Regions from separate parts of the Homo sapiens genome. Here region 2 is linked to region 1. Evidence: chromatin contacts called from ENCODE Hi-C or POLR2A ChIA-PET data. All regions are on one chromosome and are shown on one strand. The core of a region is the stretch at or near the end of the contact, and the rest is flanking DNA. Distances in the headings are between cores, read along the strand shown. Region 1 overlaps LINC00299 (long intergenic non-protein coding RNA 299). Region 2 has its middle 52 kb from the start of LINC00299.

Region 1 (2,595 bases), core at 1-2,500:
ACCTTTTGGTGCTACCATGCTATGCATTGAGGGTCCAGGATGTGTAAGGCACTAGCACAGCACCTGAGATATTTTTGAGTGGTGGGGCAGAGAATGTGGTACAAAAAGATGAATGAGGCTGGATGCAGTGGCTCACGCCTGTAATCACAGTGCTTTGGGAGGCTGAGTGGGGAGTATTGCTTGAGGCCAGGAGTTTGAGACAGCACTGAGGGTCCAGGATGTGTAAGGCACTAGTACAGCACCTGAGATATTTCTGAGTGGTGGGACAGAGAATATGGTACAAAAAGATGAATGAGACTGGATGCAGTGGCTCACGCCTGTAATCACAGTGCTTTGGGAGGCTGAGGGGGGAGGATCGCTTGAGGCCAGGAGTTTGAGACCAGCCTGGTCAACACAGCAAGATTCTGTTTCTTACATTAAAAACAGCAACAACAACAACAACAACAACAACAACAAACAACCACCCATGAACAAGATCTAAGGAGTGCAGGGAAGGCAGTGGGTGCCTCTCAGCACACAGTGAGGCTGGTGCGCTGAGAGGTTTCCCCTCATTGGGATTTCTTTGTTCTCTTTGCTATTCCTCCCATTCAAGCAACCCTTTCTCTGCTCTTCCCTAGGTAAGGGGTGTGAGAGCAGAAAGACAAGCAGTCCTCTTTCGGCTGCAGTGACCATTGGGGTGCTCTGCCCAGGTCTCCCCGCTAGCTGCAGTGACAGTTGATGATGGCCATGGCAGAGCCCGCACTGGATGCCCCCTCCTGCTGCAGGGAATGGCCTCTTTTCAGGTCATATCCCCCAGGTTCTGAAACTGACCGAGGAAGGAACGCAAAGGCTCGGCCCTCTTGCCTCAACTTGGGACAACTCTGATGGGCCGTCCCAGCTCGAGAGCGCCACTTAGGATTGGCTGGGGGTGGCTCCAAGTGTAGCCTCGTTGCAGCCAGCTTCAGCTTCTGCAGCATCCTGCCTTTCTCACTTCTTTACAGGAGAATCTCCCGAGAACACCCTCTGATCAGCACTCTGCATGCAATTTCCATCTCAGACTCTGTTTCTAGGAAGACTTTCAGGCAGCTGACACTGGACGTGGTTGTGAGTTGCAGGCCCTAATGAAAAATTGGAGAGGAAGCAGGTGGCCGGCTGATGAAATGATAACCAGAAGGCCTGTGGGCTTGGGTGGCTGAGGCTGAGGCTACTGAGTGTTGAAGAGAGAGAGGCAGAGGCGCAGGATGACTCATCACTGGTTTCAGGCAAACTGTGAAAGCCAGAGCACTTCCTTGGCAGCATTTAAGAAAACCCCGATGATCTGCAGCTGGAAGGCAGGTTGGCTGGAGGACCAGTCTGAACCCTGAGTAGGTTAAGTTCTCAGTCCTTCAGACACAGGGCTCTAATGGGAAAGAGGTGAGACCCTTACACTTAGGGTGGGAGCCCTGGACAGTTGGGAACCCTGAACACTTACATGCCCCTGAGTCCCCTGGGCCTGCAGAAATGGCCTATTTCTCATGTCATGTAGAAGATTGTAGACTGCTTGAACCTGGGAGGCGGAGCTTGCAGTGAGCCCAGATTGCACCATTGCACTCCAGCCTGGGCAACAGAGCGAGACTCGGTCAAAAAAAAAAAAAAAAAAAAGCAAGACTTTCCTTTTCTGAAGATCATACAGAGGTCTCAAATGAGGTAGGTATCATACAAGACAATGCTTGACCCATCAGGATCTACCCTCATCTTTCCTGTTGGCAAAACCAAAGAATAACAAGAACCAAATCTCAGCACAGCCCGACTGGGGATGAGCTGGGCTGGCTTGGCCAAAAGGGGATATCAGGTGAAGGAGCTGTGGGGTCGAGCTAATATGTTGCAGAGGACCTGGGAATATATTCATGGGATTGGATCAAAGAGTGTAGATATAAAATCGAATAAGGTTGAGTTTATTGAGAGGGAGCAATCTAGGTGGTACAGGATTAAGCATCTTGGTCAAGATCCCTGGAGAGAATGCTAAGACTCAACTCAGATGTTGCTTAAAAGCCTAGAGAAAGCAGTGACCCACACTCAGGCAGATGGTGGAGAGAGGGACCAAATGGCTCAGAGAAGTGGCCATGCTGGAGTGGACATGCTAGCATCCATGGTGCTGACTATCTTCACGAGATGGCCTGGAGGACTTCCCATGTACAAAGGAATGCACTGGTGAGAGTGGCCCCAAAGTCACTGAGCTCAGGAATGGCTGTGCTCTATGTGCCAGAGCTGATGACAGATGATGAAATCACAGAACTGGCTCCTGGTAGCAACGGGGATGACAGGATCCTGGGATTACAAAGGCCAGGTGGTATGCTCACCATTGGATGCAAGGCAGAGGCCATGATCACAATGAGAGGCAAGATCAGTGGGGCACCCAGGGGGTTCCTGCCCTGCAGAGAGCTCTCAATAGGCTCATTGTTTTAGGAAGGAGATAGATGGGCACCCAACAAGGGCAATGCTTAATTTCTACAAGAAAGCACGTGTGGATTACCAGGAGGTACAAAAGTCAGGATCTTTTGCCTAGTTTCTTGAATGGAGCTAATTCTCAGCCCCAGAATCTGTTGACTGAAGGAGGAGCAGAGCTCTTCCCAGGAA
Region 2 (2,595 bases), core at 72-2,571, 78 kb before region 1:
GGGTAAGGTTTCTTGCTCCATCCTCCTCCTAGAGAGTCCTGGTGGACCTGAGATTTTGGGAAGATGCAGACATACCAAACCCTAGTGTTATTTACCTCTGGGGCTGGTATTGGAGTAACGAAGGTGAGGTTATCCATATTTAATTAACTAACCTCTGTATTGTTTATAAGGAGCATGTATTTTTTTTGTAACTTAAATAATCCTATAAAATAAAGAAAACAATAAAAAAAAAAAGAAGACCCAAAAAATGTTCTGAGAAGGCCTGCCATAAGGAAACCTAGTATGTCCCAAATGTTTCCCACTAGGTAACACTTAACTGGTTCTTACACCAAATTTTTGGGGGAGTGCTTTCCTAATAAACATCAATCTTCCTTGATTGCATACATCTCAGAATAATTTAACTTTACAGCTAGAAGTAAGTTAAAACATGGCCCCTATGCTCACTGCACTAGAAAATAAAGTGACGCCTGCTGAGGTTGTGTGGCTTGCCCGAGGTGACCCAGTGGAGGCCGACCAGAGGCTCCCATCCCCTTTAACAGGAAGGTGAAGCTGCCCACCCCTCACTTTTGTTAATAATGACACTGTTAAATTAAGCTAAATGTGGCCTGAGGAGGCCTCCCTACTTTGAGTCCCTGGGTAACAAATTGCAAGGTAACTTAGTATGTAAACTCACTGAAAGCCCACCTTTGAAGTATACTTTTGTATCATAACTGAGTCTCAGCCAATCACAGCAGCTGAACTTCAGTCAATCCCAGACCGCCAGCTGTTCAGACCACATTCAAATATGGCAAAGGCTGCCTGTAATCAGTCAGGCCCTTTCTGTACCACACTTCTGTTTTCTGCCCATAAATGCTGCCTGCGCACTTGCAGAGTGGAGAGCTCTCTGAGCCTCTCTTCTGGTTCCAAGCGCTGCCCAATTGGAGAATTGTTCTTTGATCAATTAAACTCTGTTGAATTAATTTATCTAAAGTTTTTCTTGTAACAATACCATTACCATTATAACAGCCGTTAACAACAGGGCAATATATACAGGGGATGCTCCCAGCTCTGCTGTGCGTATTGTACTAGGAACCTTTAACATCTCAAGACTTCAGGAAAGATAAATACGTTTTCAGATCTGGGCTCAGGGACCTGCTGTCACTACCCTGGGCTTTAAGAACATGTTGTCACCCTTTTCTCTCCTGACACTGCCTACTCCATCAGGAAAGGGTCTGGTGAGGGCTGATTTTAGCTCTCCCAGGCATGGCTGCTATCCTGAGTCCCTGCTTCCTTGACACGCCTTCCGCCTGGCTTCCTGTAGGTCTCTGAAAGTGGCAGGGAAACCAGATGCACGGGAAATGACGGACTTTGAGCATTTCTCCCCTAAGACCCAACAGAACACTTCATGGGGGAACTTCTGTGGTTATTAGCCAGCTTCCTCTGCTGAATGAGAAAGCCGGCTGCCCCCTCGCACTCTAGGCTCTTGAAAGGTCAGACTTCTGACTCTAAAAGTGACCCAGATGAGATGCTGAAAGGCATGTTGGTTACAAGGGAGGGGACAAGAGGCACAGCTGTATTTCCATAGATAGCAAATACAGGGGGGCAAAGCCATAGATTTTAATTTTGACACTCCTTAATGTAAAAAATAAAACAAAACAGAACACAACTGGCATGCTTGCAAACACAGGGTCTGAAGTCCCTGTGGGAATAACCAGCCAAGGAAAAGTGAATGTGGGAAGGAAGAATGGGATTGTATCAGGCTGCTTCACAATGGGAGGTCACCCCACATCATTTATAAAAGGTAAGTGCTGGCACAGCCTGGCGGGCCCTGAGCACCACGCTGCAGGTGTGATTTATGAGGGAGAGACTGACTATAAATCAACACCCTTTGTTTTAAGTAGTAGTTCCAGTGCAGTGGATTAATTTACATGCAAAGAGAATGAAGAAAAATTGCAATGTATTATAATCTACACGTATCACAGAATTAGATTCCAAATTGGAACAAAGCGTTCCCACTGGCTATTTGACCACGACTGTAGAACAAGTGCCCTTGTGTGACGTTCTTTACGGGGCAGGGATGAGATAGTGACCGTTTGGGTCTTCAGGTCACCAGGGAGAGTGGTTTGTTGGAATCCTGAGTGAGAAGCTTCAGTGCTGGAAACCAAAAAAATTAATTCCTTTCGATGTTGGCGTGGCCTGGTTGCCAGGCTCTCAGGGTATCTTTGTTAGTAAAAAATCTTGCATTGTCATCATTTTTGTTACCATATTTGAACTTTGGTGTATTGCTGCTCTTGGTGTTAATATATTATAAAAGAGGGAGACAAGATTCTAGGCCAGTTCTCATCAGCCATTGTGTAGCTGGGGATGAGAGAGAAGAGCCAGTTTGAGCGTGTGCAACTGACGCTGGGAATTTCCATCATACGTGTATTTATTCTATTTATTTGGATCTTTGATTATCCTTACTGTCTTAATGGCTCATGGTTATTTCACATATGTCAACCTTGTACTGCTCAAGAGACAAAAAACTTCCTGAGAGCAGAGCTGAAATCTTTGGTTCTCTTGTATTTCTCAAAATGCCTAGCACTTTGTATGGGAAAGAATTGATTCTCAGGATGC

The links. A loop is a pair of places that touch in the nucleus more often than their neighbours do. ChIA-PET counts read pairs that join two places held with the same protein, here RNA polymerase II (POLR2A). Pooled maps may share reads with other maps.
Region 2: a map of GM12878 shows a loop between it and region 1 (2.1-fold over the local background). The contact joins two enhancer-like sites. A Hi-C loop is called at or near these places in 3 of 168 maps with a recorded cell type or tissue (GM12878, PC-3 and right lobe of liver), 27 of 37 single-sample maps with no recorded cell type and 13 of 50 pooled maps. POLR2A ChIA-PET finds 5 or more read pairs at or near these places in 4 of 52 experiments (GM12878, PC-9, T-cell and 1 more).

The regions. Positions count from the first base shown.
Region 1 is chr2:8,300,811-8,303,405 of GRCh38, reverse strand. The region is part of intron 2 of LINC00299 (long intergenic non-protein coding RNA 299); the gene reads left to right. Among named protein-coding and RNA genes, the nearest start is that of LINC00299, 26 kb to the left of the region's middle. RefSeq lists enhancers at 1,015-1,074, 2,180-2,595. Within about 2 kb of position 1,250, at least 17 of the 41 ENCODE cell types and tissues checked have a DNase peak (open chromatin) inside an H3K27ac peak, as active enhancers do.
Region 2 is chr2:8,378,962-8,381,556 of GRCh38, reverse strand. No RefSeq gene overlaps it. Among named protein-coding and RNA genes, the nearest start is that of LINC00299, 52 kb to the right of the region's middle. Within about 2 kb of position 1,321, at least 5 of the 41 ENCODE cell types and tissues checked have a DNase peak (open chromatin) inside an H3K27ac peak, as active enhancers do.